Regions from separate parts of the Homo sapiens genome. Here region 2 is linked to region 1. A link is a contact called in ENCODE Hi-C or POLR2A ChIA-PET data. All regions are on one chromosome and are shown on one strand. Each heading gives the region's core, a stretch centred on a gene start or an enhancer-like site at or near the end of the contact. The rest is flanking DNA. Distances are from core to core; before and after follow the strand shown.

Region 1 (6,695 bases), core at 3,831-6,330:
GGCTAAAATGAACTCTTCTAGATTTCCCAAAGCAAGGGAGAATCTTAAACTCAATACATTTGAGACCTGAGTCACTGTATGTCTGTATAGACTGTTTTCTACGAAGTAAAATTTACTTTGTAAATCCATTACTTTGTAGAAAGTAGTTTTATAGACTATATTTTCTACAAGTAAGAAAGGAGTTTAGGAAAATGGATATTTTATACTTAGCTTTTTTCCCCATTCATTCACCCACTCAACACAGATTTACTGAGCAGCTACTATGTACCATATCCTGGGCTGGTTAAAAACATACCATCCCTGTGATGGTGATGACCATTGACTTCACTCTTCACAAGAATTTATGTCAACGTGTCCTAGACATTTGGTAGTAGAGGTATAGCTGTAGTCCAAACCTCTACCAAGCTATGGTTTCTGAGAGCCCTGTATGTTAAGTGCCTACGGAATGCTCAGCATAGTCAAAGACACCTTAGATTCACATTATACGAGGAGCCACACTGCAGTTATTCAAGATTAAGCACTGGCTGGAGAAACTGGCTGTATGAACTCCAGCCTTGGGTGTGCTGTACTCATCTGGGTGGCCTGGGGAAAGACATTAATCTTTCTGATCTTTTGCACCTGTAAAATTAACTTTTAGTTACAATTAGCTCCAAGGTCTTTTCCAGCATTTATCTTTTATGATTCTCTAAAGTTTTTTTAATTTCCAAGAAGTTATAATAAGTACTGGATAAGTAAAATGGCTTTGAAACCTCATCTCAGATATTCTGTTGGAGGCAAGTAGCAATTTTAAATTACTTTCTTCTAGGTATGTGAATTAAAGTTTAGAAAAATGTGAAGCTTTTACATTTGATAGGGTGAAAATTTATATCCTATTTAAGAGAAGTATGAGGAAATTTTTGGTAATGAGAGAAGCCACAAGTATGAGTGGTTCTTTAGAAACTTGTTCTATGAGAATTAAAAAGAGATTTTTTCCAGGGAAAGAACAAAGGAAATGTCACAGAGGGACTATGACTGCATCTGCACATCCTGAAAGGTTTGCTGAAGGAGAGAAGGGTCAGTTTTTGTTGTCCAGGAGGGACGATGGAAGTGAGCCCCAAATAAATAGAGGACACCGAAGGTGAATTGTCAGGTGTGTGTTCATATTTTACATAGTCAGCTAAAGTTGTTGCTTTTGCTCTTATCCTACATTGAGAAGTTAGAATTCATTATTTTTATTTTTATTGATTACTCTGTGATCAGTTTTGGTGAACACTTTTTGTTTTATTCACTTCAGTTTGATCTGATGCAATTTCAATGGCTTCATGAATTTGAGTACACACGACTTCAGGCTTGTAGACATTCTAACCTTGTGTGACTCCCTTTAACCCCATTCCTGCAAATCTGCTTGAGGAAAAACTATGAAGAACCTTCTCCCTCAAACAACAAATGGAGTTACTAAAGTGATAGAGGGATCTCTCATTAGCAGCTTTTCTCTGTTTGTGTTGAAATGTGGTTAATGCTCATACTTCTCACTCCTTATCTCTCTAGAAAGGGGAAGTTTAATAGAGCTATAATTTAGTAGTGTGGGGTGTAACCTGCTGTTAATATCTGCCAGGTCACTGGAAGATCTTCTTCATTATATTCTTAGCATTTTGTGACAACTTTTGAACAGGTTCTTTAAATAAATGTGTATTCCCAGATGCTTTAGGGATTGAGATATCCTTTTCACACAATGCTAAAAAGAAAGATTCTCTAAATTCCAAAGGGCATTCATTCTCCCCTTAATTCTCCTCTCCTCTCCTTTTGGTTTTCTTTTCACTCAATAGTTAGACCAGTGCACCTTTCACAAGAATACACTCAAGTTTCAAGATCTGTACCTTCTTTAACTTATGTACATGTATGTTTATAGGGGTCTGGTTGAAGAGAAGGAGGTCAAGGCAGAAACACCTAGCTCCCAGAGGGTTACTTGGAGGACCAGAGGTTTTAGGAAATACGGTGTGTCTCAATCTGTCTGCAAGTTTCCATACCAAAGTGAGTAACCATGGATAAGGAGTAAATTGCTGTTTCTAACTTTTAACTTACAAATAAGCACTCAACATTACACTTTTCAGGAGACTTAGGGTTGGTTTTGTTGACGTGACCCATCTGTTAGTTAAAAACATGTTTTAAGGAGTTTTTTATTTTAACTCATAGTATAGCTTTTAGAATTATGACTAGCAAATTACTGTGGGTTTTTAAATATGGGGCAAACCTGAAATCATTTTCATCATTAGAACCAAGCTGTTCTTTTCTGCTAAAGAAGGAGGGCTAAGAAGAAGGGCATAGTAGAGATGGATCTTATACTCTCATTGATTAAAAAACAACAAACAAATAAAAAGACAAGAGCAGACATGGATTTTTGCTCTTCCCCATCCCCTCATGTTCACATAAATGAGGGTTGGGAGAAGTTGCGTTTCGTAACAGAGCTCCTAATCTTGCTTTTCTCCTAGGGCACTTCTGTGATTCCTCCAGCTTCTCTTTCAAGTCCCTTTTCACCCCAATCCTCTTCTCCTTGATTTTTATTTCATAAATAGGAATAAAGTGGCATATGTTTTCTGATCATGAAAAGGATATCATTTTATAATTTTGACAGTAGTAGAACATCTAAAATGCACATTTCTGTAGGATCAGCAAGCCCTCAAAATCAGTAGAGCTCCCTTCTTGTGTCTCTAGTGAAAGCGGCAGCTTCTCATCTTATCTTTTCTGAGAAACATTAAGAAGTCCTCCCAAGTCTGCCTCAATGGCATTGGTTGGGTATAGTCATGGACTTGATCAAGAGGCAGCTATATAATGGCAAAAAGAGGAGACTCACGTGAAGTATCCACATCCCATGCAGAAGGGGAGATTTGGGGGCGACTACATGAAACTTCGACACTGATTTTTCTAAAAGCTTAAGAAGAGCAGTGTCATCTTGCTTGGTATGTACCCTATGGAGAAAGGATAGCTTTGCTCCTGGGAAACTTAGATCATGAGCAATCTAAGATGATCTCACTCAGTTATTTAGGGGCTTGAACTTGATGGGACATAGGGAAGGCAGTTACTGTTTAACGGTCCATAGCTGGTCCGGTGGATTAATTGCCAGAGAAAGCAGAAGTAAACCCTTGGAGAATACTTTTATCCCCAAACTTAGGAATAACTGGAAGCTCATTTAAACTGGGAGCATTTCCCCCTCCACCCCAAGAAAAGATAACTTCCCTCAAGGGGATCTGGTGAATGAAGCAGCGTATTTTCATCCTTGTGATAATGGGTGTGAGTCAGGCACTACCATAAAAGAAGAATTAACTTGAATGTGCCACATACTTGGTCTGGCCTTGTCCCATACCTGTACTCTTGTCATGGTTGATTACCTATGTGCATCAGATATAAAGCAAGCAGTCTGCATTGTGGCATGAGATAAAAGGTATGTTAATATGCTCAGGTCACATACTATCTTGGCCAATAGTAATTTTATATAATTTGCTTAAAGGAAACTGCACTTCTTGCAATATTTTTTTCCAATGAAGAAAAATTTAACGTGACAGAAGCTTTATATATAACTCTTGCATTTGAGTAACAGCATTGAATCCTCTCCATCTCAAGCAGAACTTTTAAATATTTTTATTACTTTTGATATGCAAAAGCTAAGGAGAAATGGTTTGGAAGACCTAAGTTAAATTTCTAATGAGTCTTGTTTCTTTAATAGGGGAGAATTTCATACAGCTTCGGTGAGTTTTTTCTTTCCACATGAGATAATATAAACAAACAAAAAAATAAAAAAGTGAAACATTTCTCTTCTTACTTTAAGAACCTTAAGGGCTAAAAGAGTGGTTTGGTTTCCTGACTGGTACTTTTGGTTTGCCTTCTCTAAGTGGTCTTGAGCAATTCCCCAGAGGAAACATTTGAAGAGGGTTTTTCTCCCACTTGAGAGAGTTTCATCCCACACAACCCACAGAATTTGATGGCAAACTTCATGGACCAAGTGTCTGGTTTTACAGAAGTGGCTGTGGAGTATGTTTTTCCTTTCACAGGTGCACATTTATTCTACCTTAGGAATAAGAAGAGATCATTTTCTTTTAAAGAGGGTAGCTTAAACACTGAATATCTCTGATAATTGGATGCCAGTCAGGTAGGTTGTGATTTACTAAATGCGGGGGAAAAAAGGTGGAAAGAAGGATTAAAACTTCCAAAGCCTTTCTCGCTGATCTTTCTTTACAACCATCTGGTGTGCACAGAAGTATTGTATAATCTGGCCTGTATTATTCTCTTACTGTGAAACATATTGAAACACTTTATGTTTAGGTGTGTGTACAGAAATTCATGAAGTTCTTTTATACACTTTCTTAGTTCCATCGTAATTCTCATTTTAGGATGTCGTGAAAAGATAGCCTGGTGAGAGAGCACATTCTACCCTGGCTTGTGAATTTGGATTTGTTCCTTCCTATCTACCAGCCACCTGATTACTTACTGTCCCCGTGCAAAGGGCACCCGTTCACATCATTTTTTTCCAAGCGCTAAAACCTGGAAAGATATTTTTTTAAAGGACTCACAGAAGCTGTCTTGGGGGTTTGGAAAACATCACAAAATTGTTAGCAGACCTTTTGACTGTGCTATTTTTAGGAAGTTAACTGTGTTCTTTTAAAGTACATTTTTGACAATGGGACAACGTTTTCCTTGCCCCCACTGATGTGTGAAATATGTACAGTGAAAAACGTCAGTACAACACCCCAAACAGATACATTTTAACCTAAGCAACAGTCAGCAACAGGAGAAAAAGTGATTTAAAAAGAGAAAGGTTTCGCAATATTTATGCTGCTGTTTCTTCCCTGAAGGAGCTTTTATTTTACCATTCAAACAGAAGTTTGTTTTCAAACCAGTTGCTAGTTAAAGGAGCAGCGGATCGCGCATCCGTAAGAATCAGCTCTAACCAAACAGCAAACGCGTTGGCCAGAGGGTGACTTATTCCCCCATAGCAACCCCTGGTAGGTGAGCTGCCTGCAGAAGTGCTGTCTTACCTTGAGCACGTAAGATCAGGGAGAGAGGCTCGCTGGCTCCCACGGAGAGGATCGGGGAAGGGCTGTGATCCGCTGCTGGTAACATGCACTTGGCTTTTATGGGCAGGTGGGAGGAGCTGCTCCTCATAGTAGGTGGGCAGGGAAGGAGCGGCGGGCGGGCAGCCTCTGGAGGAGCTGGACACTCTTCTCTGGGGAGGGGCGGGCAGAGACTGGAGCCCGCAAGGCGGAGGAGAGACGACGGGGCGGGGGGAGGGGGAGCGCGGTCACAACGGAGGAAGGAGTGGAAAAGGGAGAGAGAGGGAGAAGGGAAAAAAGAGAGGGAACTAGAAATAGTGAAAGGGATCTTGACCACAGATGGGGAAAGGTGGGGGAGAAAATGAATAGCAGAGACAGAGAGAGAGAGAGTGTCTGGGAGGAAAGGGGAATCGGAGTATTTTCCGTTTTTGCATGACATTTTTTGGCAGAGGGAGTTGTGGGTGATTGTGACTTTTGAAGGTGTTTTCTGTGAATTTGGGAATTTGAAAAGCTACATAGCGGTCCGGGAGAACTGAAGGGTTTCTAAGCGAGGCAAGGGAGGTGAAGCTGGGCGTCCGGGCAGCAGAGCCAAAGTTCAGGGTGGACCCGGACCTGGAGCTGGAGGCACTGACATGGCCTGGAGCCAGGCAGCCCCCAGCCCTCAGCCCCGTCCCACCGCCCGCGGGTGAAAATCGCCCCATCCCTCTCCCTCCAGGCAAGGCTTATTTGACAAGGAAGTTCCTGCGCTGCCTGTCCTCTGAGCATCCAGAGGCCCCTTTTGAGACTTCGGCAGCATTAAAGTAAATCCAGCAACGGGGAGGATTCGCGTGGACTTGCTTGTGGAGACAGGAACCTCAGAACCAGCCTGGGTCTTCCAGCATCTGCTTATGTAACGTAGGATTTCAGAGCTCTCTGCCCTCTGGTTATTTTCGGTATTTAAAACACTCTCATTCCTAACAATCGGAAAACGTCTTGGTGCCACAGTTCTTTCTCAGTGTGTCTTAAACATTAAGAGAGGATTCAACCAACAAGTGGCTAAAGGATCAGTCTGAAATTACTAAGAAATGCATTCAGAGAAAGAAAAACAAGCTCCTTTCGCTGCTGAGTGGTGACTCACTTCCTAGCCCAAGCCTGATTTTTGCCACCAAAGGAATTAAAGCATTTTAAAAGAGAACCTGAGACTTGGGGTGGGAGATACAGTACCGGGAGGGGGAAAAGGCGGGAATGGGAGGGGGGAGGGATGGGTAGGCTGGAAATAATAAAGGAACGAACTTGTACTGAATATGTATATATGTACTTCATTCAGTGTTCACCGCAACCTTATGAGGTAGGTATGATTCATATTGTGCAGATTTATTTATTTTTTTTTTAATTTAAAGAAAGGCATCTCTAAGGGTTTAAATAACTAGCTCAAGCTAGCGAGAGGGGGAGCCACAGCTAGCGAGCTTGCAAACCTTAGGCACTCTTCAGTACACCAGGCTGCCGTATAGAACACCTAGGTTCGTCTCAGGTTAGATCCTGATGTCATTGGCTGGTAGCAGGCTCCAAGAGAAGGAAACTTGATGGTGAAGAGCAGAATTACTCAAACTTAGCACTACTGAAACTTTCGGGAGAATATTTCTCTGTTGTAGGGACCTCTCCTGTGCACTGTAGAATGTTAAGCAGTGTCCG
Region 2 (6,368 bases), core at 2,330-4,829, 220 kb after region 1:
GGAGAATTTAGCTTGATTACTTGGTTAAGGCATGTCTGCTGAATTTCTTCATTGTAAAGATGCTCTTTTCTTTTTGTGATTAAGTAATCTGTGGGATAATACTTTGAGACTGTGCAAATATCTTGCTCTCCAATGATTCTAACCCTGATGGTTTTGGCATCCATGAATTCATACTGCTTGAATCAATCGTTACTACAGTGTCAGCAAATGATTTTCTAATTTCATCATTTCTTCCATATTTACTAGTTATGTTTCTATAAAAAGGAGCTTTTCATTCATTATCTCTTCAACATTTGAAATTACTATTTTGAGGTATCATTAAGAGCTATTAATTGCAAAGGAGTACAGTTGAGTTTTCACTTGTTATGTAACCGGGTTCAGAATAAATTCTGTGAAACTATTGGCCCAGTTTATTAGAGATTCCTTCTTTGTTTAAAGTATTGTAATTTACTCCACTTATTATTTGTTATAGTGCACAAATTGTCCCAAATTTGGCAGTGGAAGCCCTGCTAAGCTCTGCTATTCATTTCAATTGCCCTATCCACTTAACTTCATCATTGGAAATTGGTTTTCAAGACATTTTTAAATAAACTGTAGTCCAATTGTTTGTAGTGATGCTTCAACCCCCTTATCAAATTTATTTTTACCTGTGAAATGTCATATAATGTTTCAGCTCCAACATGTCAAGAAATTGGAAGTTTTCACTCCTGTCATTATAAGATAAAAATTAAACATACTGAACCCCATGACCTTTCTCAGGCCCAGTAGAGGCCTGAGGTCACATGTTGAATTGTCACCTGCAAACCAGGTAAATTCAGAGTTACTACCAAGATCTGCTTGCCTGGAGCAGAAGTCCCAGCAATAAATTTATAGCAACACTTATATGGCAAACTTGATGAATTGTACATGCTGAGTGTGGATAAGCATATGGATGAGAAACTCCTAAGGAATACAGTGTTAGCTCCACCACCCTCCAACCACTTTCTTGGGCTTTACCTTCAGGAACTCCACTAGACTCTTACGGTAGAGTCAAGAAAGATCCCCTTGTAGCTTTGGCACAAGGGGAAAAAAGTGACTTACCCAAAGCAATCACCATACAAAGGCTCACCCTCCAAGGTAAAAGATATTACTAGAGCCTTATCCCAACTGGGAAAAAAGCATCTACTCCTCTCTAGCTCTTTCTAGCCACCTTGTTTCATATAAGTGGCGAGTAAAGCTAAGAAATACTTGTTAAGGTCACAGCTGAGTGACACAGGCCCATGTAAAGACTGAGATTTAATTGTAAAATTATAGAATGGTCCTTCCCCCTCCCCAACACCTTACCAACACACCAACACACCAACAGAACACAGTATAACAAAGAATTATAGCTGAAAGAGGCACAAGACACAGACTCTCTCTGAGGAGGAGTTCTTACGGAAACCAAAAAAAAAAAAAAAAAAAAAACACAGGGGAGACAAGCAATATATATAGAGGGGTTTGCGACCTCTGGTATGTACAAGTACAGAAAACATTAAACACAGCCCAACCCCTAGCCAGATTAGCCTAAAATCTTACACTAAAGGCCAATTACAAAGCATGCTAAAAGAAATGTAAAATGAAGATGAAGGGGGGGGTGGCCTGCCCCTCCACACCTGTGGGTCTTTCTCGTTGGGTGGGACGAGAGACTGAGAAAAGAAAGAGACACAGAGACAAAGTATAGAGAAAGAAAAGTGGGCCCAGGGGACCGGCGCTCAGCATACGGAAGACCCGCGCTGTGCGCTGGCACCGGTCTCTGAGCTCCCTCAGTATTTATTGATCATTATCTCCACCATCTCGGAGAGGGGGATGTGGCAGGACAATAGGGTAATAGTGGGGATAAGGTCAGCAGGAAAACACGTGAACAAATGTCTCTGTGTCATAAACAAGGTTAAGAAAAAGGTGCTGTGTTTTGATGTGCACAGACATAAACATCTCGACGCATTAAAGAGCAGTATTGCCGCCAGCATCTCACCTCCAGCCTTAAGGTGGTTTTCTCCTATCTCAGTAGATGGAAAATATAATCGGGTTTTACACCTAGACATTCCATTGCACAGGGACGAGCAGGAGACAGATGCCTTCCTGTTATCTCAACTGCAAAGAGGCCTTCCTCTTTTACATGCAAGAGAAAAACCCATATAACAAAGAGTCCTCTTTTTATGAAGACATTTTCCACCTTCAGTTGAATTAAGATGAAATTACACAGAAAAATCATTTGTTATATTTGTGCTATAAAATGTCATATGTAACATCTGATTTATGACTACAAAGATCAATACAATGGCTCATTTAACATGAGGAAAATTTAATTAATAATTCAGTACTAGAGCAAACAAGAAGTATAATTAAAGAAATACCATTAAAAAGACTTGTCAATTGAACAAAAAGCTGACTGTTTTCCTTAGGAATGGAGAAACTAAAATGAAACATTTGCATTGAAGGGACCTGCTGGCTTTATAATCACATCTGCTAACCAGTCTGCATCCTTGGCTCACAAAGATCCCCATGACTGCTAAAAAAATAAAAGCAATGCTTTCAAAAACATTTCCCCTTCATGTAACCTAGCATATTTCAGCAGTCCGTGTTCCCAAAACTTGTGGTTGAAAAAATCTCAACTTCATGCCTACATTTCCTGAAAAGAAGATCAGCCCAGGGGTGAATCAGTAACACATGAAGCTTGCTCTCCAGACACAAATAGAAATACACATCAGAAAAAAACACTGGCATAAAGATGACAGAAACCTCATCATGTTGAGTTGAGAAGTCAATCCTATTATTAGTTAACAGAGATTGAGCGTCCTTTGGCACTGGATGGTGCCAACACCATTGCTAGGTGCTGTAGAGAACATAGAATTAGGCAAAGTCTTGCCCAGGGGGTTCATAATCACATCAGACAAACCAGACACTAACACAGTCCAGCAGTCTGGAGTGGAGAGAGCTGAGCTTACATGGGGAACCTAAGGTCAATCTGTCCATGAGAATTCTCAGTTTCACTCCAACTCTCTTGTGTCAGAAAAATCTGGGGAAAAACCTTTGACATACTATCATGTGATTTCCATTTCAACGTCACCCAGGAAGCCTGTTTTGCAAAGGAGTACAGTTGAGTTTTCACTTGTCATGTAACCGGGTTCAGAATAAATTCAGTGAAACTATTGGCTTAGTTTATTAGAGAAGGAAGGAAAAACTCACAAGGCCAGAGTTATTAGGAGGAGAAGTAAAGTTATGTAGGTGAACATCCCACAGAGAAGCCTGGGGGCCAGACTTCTGCTGAGCCTGTATTACATACTGTATAGATGACCATTTGGTGGTGGGTCTATTCTTACCTCCACTCTGTCATGAAAAGTCAAGGTTACATAAACGATATTGACAAGTGAGCTGGGCTGCTTGGCACCAGGTAGTCTGAATTTGACTTGTCAGTTGTTAACAGAAGATTTCTGGATGTATCAGTAACCCAGCTATTAGAAACACTGGAACCCGTCTGATATTCATAACATGAAAAACAGGATGTTGCTGTTCACATGGGAGTCTGAGATTAAAAAGCAGTAGTATGCATGTGAAAACTCTTCTCAAGGTTGGGTTAGATCATTTCCTGTCCTCCTATAGCACTTTAGTACTCACCACCATCATAGAATTAATACTCTGTGTTAAGGTAATTGCCTATTTGTATCTCTCCTTAGCACTTAGACAGTACATGATACATGGCAGGTTCCAATACAAATTTATAATAAATAAATGCTGTAACGAATGTAAGCAAGCTGTAACTCTGCATACTCTTTGAATTTCTGAAAAGAATTCAAGTATGATAAGTTTCAAAAATCTTCACACAGTCCTCCAATATCCTAACTTTTTTTTTTTAAAGACAGCCCATGGGCCCCAGTTTTACATTTAAAATGTAGGATGTTTTTCATAGTTGGTTGGAATAACAAGAGTATCAATTTCCTCATCTAGTCCATAGTTCCATGTATACATAACCAGGTATGCATTGTATACATGGAATTCCTTCATGCTATTTTTTTTGTATATAACAGTGCCTATGTAATTTGAACTCAGAATAGTAACTGTTTGTGAATTTAAGAGCCATGTGGTATTTAAATAACAATTCTACTTCTTTAAAGTTCCTTCAAGATATTTTGCAGATTTTTAATAGAGAAAATGACTTTTAAGAAACCATGTGTGAAGGTAATATAGACAGACTAGCTTCCAGTAAGAGTAATGGATTCTTATCCAGACTGCCTCGGAGTCCATCAGCTGGTGACAGACAGAAGAGCAGAAGTGTGCCCCAAATGTCATGTAAACATGTTAGTTCTAACAACTAAGCCAAACCCAACATTGCTGAAGCTAAAGTGAATTAAAGGACCTGCCATACATATGTGGGTTATTCCCCCTCCCTGAGAAATAGGGCATGGGAAAAGTTTGGCTTTCTGAAAACATCAAAAATAGCTAGAAAGGAAATATTTCTTTAGTTCTCTAATGGGCTGAAAAGGTAGAGGTTTATAATTTAATCTTAAACCAGTCTCTCATATCTAATATTTTGGGAAAATGCTGTCTTGTGCTGGGTTGAAGACCCTTTTTAGAGATTTTTTCATTAATAAGCAAACAGATTGGTCTTTTTTAAGTGCAAGATCTTTACGCTTGGGTATGACTGTTTTCCTGGATTTAAAATAATTCCCATGTACTTTATTTCAGTTGTGTGGAGAAAAGTATATTTTACAGAAACACTCTTTTCTAGGAAATAAAATACCATGGAAGAATTATATAACTGGAACACAATTTCAAAAATCAACTTATCTAATCTACACGTTTAGACATTAGAAATCTTTGGTTGTGAAAGTTAATACCCAAGGTCATATGGCTTCTGAGTGGTGTTACTGGACAAGAACTTATGTCCAATGCTGTACTCCTTTCTTTAAAAATAATTATTCTTTGGGAGGCCAAGGCGTGTAGATCATGAGGTCAGGAGATTGAGACCATCCTGGCCAACATGGTGAAACCCCGTCTCTACTAAAATACAAAAAATTAGCCAGGCGTGGTGGCGCTCGACTGTAGTTTCAGTTACCCCAGAGGCTGAGGCAGGAGAATGGCATGAACCAGGGAGGCGGAGGTTGCAGTGAGCCGAGATCACACCTCTGCACTCCAGCCTGGCAAGACTGTCTCAAAAAAAAAAAAAAAATTGTTCTATTGTTTCTTAAACTTTTAATGTTGAGATAATTATAGATTCGTGTGTGGTTGTAACAAATGACACAGAGAAGTTCAATCTACCCTTTATCCAGTTTTCCCCAATGTTAACATCTCACAAAACTATACTGTAATATCACAATCAGAATACTGACATTGATACAATAGACATATAGAACATTTACATCACAACAGGGATTCCTCATGTTGCTTCTTACAGCCACACCCACTTCCCTCTTACCCCATTCAACTCCTTAATCCCTGAAAAGTAATTATAGTAATTTGTTCTTTATTTCTATTGTATTGTCATTTTAAAAATGTTATATGAATGGAGTCATACAGTATATAACCTTAGAAACTGATTTTTTTTCACTTGGTTTAATTTTCTGGAGATTCATTGAGACTGTCATGTGTATCAGCAATGTTCCCCCCACCTCCTTTTTTTTTCTTCTGAGTACTCTGTGCTATGATTGTATCACAGTTTGTTTAACCATTTACCTGTTGAGGGAACATCTAGGTTGTTTCCAGTTTTGGGTTAATATGAATATATTTGTGGTAAACATTCAGTAGAGGTTTTTTGTGTACATAAGTCTTTATTTCTTTGGGATAAATTCCCAAAAGGTTCCCAAAGGTATAACTTATGGGTTGTATGATAAGCACATTTTTAATTTTAGAAGAAACTGTCAAACTTTTTCGTAGTGGCTGGACAATTTTACATTCCCACCAGCAATACGTGAGTGATCTAGTTTCTCTATACCCTTGCCAGCATTTTGCATTGTCACTACTCTTATATTTTTATAATTCTAAGAGGCAGGTAGTGATATCTCATTGTGGCTTTAATTTGTATTTCCCTAATGACAAATGAAGTCGAATATTTTTCCATGTGATTATTTTCCATCTGTGTATCTTTGTATCTTCAGTGAATGGGTCTTTATACCCTTTGCCCATGTTCTAACTGGATTTTTTGGTTTGTTTGTTTATTTATTTATTACTGTTTAGTTTTGAGGGTTATTTATACATGTAGATATGGATCCTTTGTCAGATATGTGGCTTACACATATTTTCTCCCAGTCTCTAGTAGGTCTTTTCATCCTCTTTACAAGGTCTTTCACAGAACAAAAGTTTTGAACATTGGTGAGGTACAGTGTACCAGTGGTTTCCTTTATAAATTGTGA

What was found. Hi-C counts contacts between places; a loop is a spot of excess contacts on that map. ChIA-PET counts read pairs that join two places held with the same protein, here RNA polymerase II (POLR2A). Pooled maps may share reads with other maps.
Region 2: a loop to region 1 is called in a map of ascending aorta, with 1.9 times the contacts of the local background. The contact joins the enhancer-like site here to the promoter of COL8A1 in region 1. A Hi-C loop is called at or near these places in 4 of 168 maps with a recorded cell type or tissue (IMR-90, aorta, ascending aorta and 1 more), 8 of 37 single-sample maps with no recorded cell type and 8 of 50 pooled maps. POLR2A ChIA-PET finds 5 or more read pairs at or near these places in 1 of 52 experiments (BJ).

What each region holds. Positions count from the first base shown.
Region 1 is chr3:99,636,979-99,643,673 of GRCh38, reverse strand. COL8A1 (collagen type VIII alpha 1 chain) reads right to left here and starts at 5,080. Exons shown (of 4, transcript NM_020351.4): 1 at 5,010-5,080. It overlaps LOC124909401 (a long non-coding RNA gene), which reads left to right and starts at 4,994. Exons shown (of 2, transcript XR_007095981.1): 1 at 4,994-5,087; 2 at 5,740-6,306.
Region 2 is chr3:99,415,527-99,421,894 of GRCh38, reverse strand. No RefSeq gene overlaps it. Among named protein-coding and RNA genes, the nearest start is that of COL8A1, 220 kb to the left of the region's middle. RefSeq lists an enhancer at 3,030-3,169. Within about 2 kb of position 3,579, at least 3 of the 41 ENCODE cell types and tissues checked have a DNase peak (open chromatin) inside an H3K27ac peak, as active enhancers do; they include ascending aorta, where a contact is called at or near this core.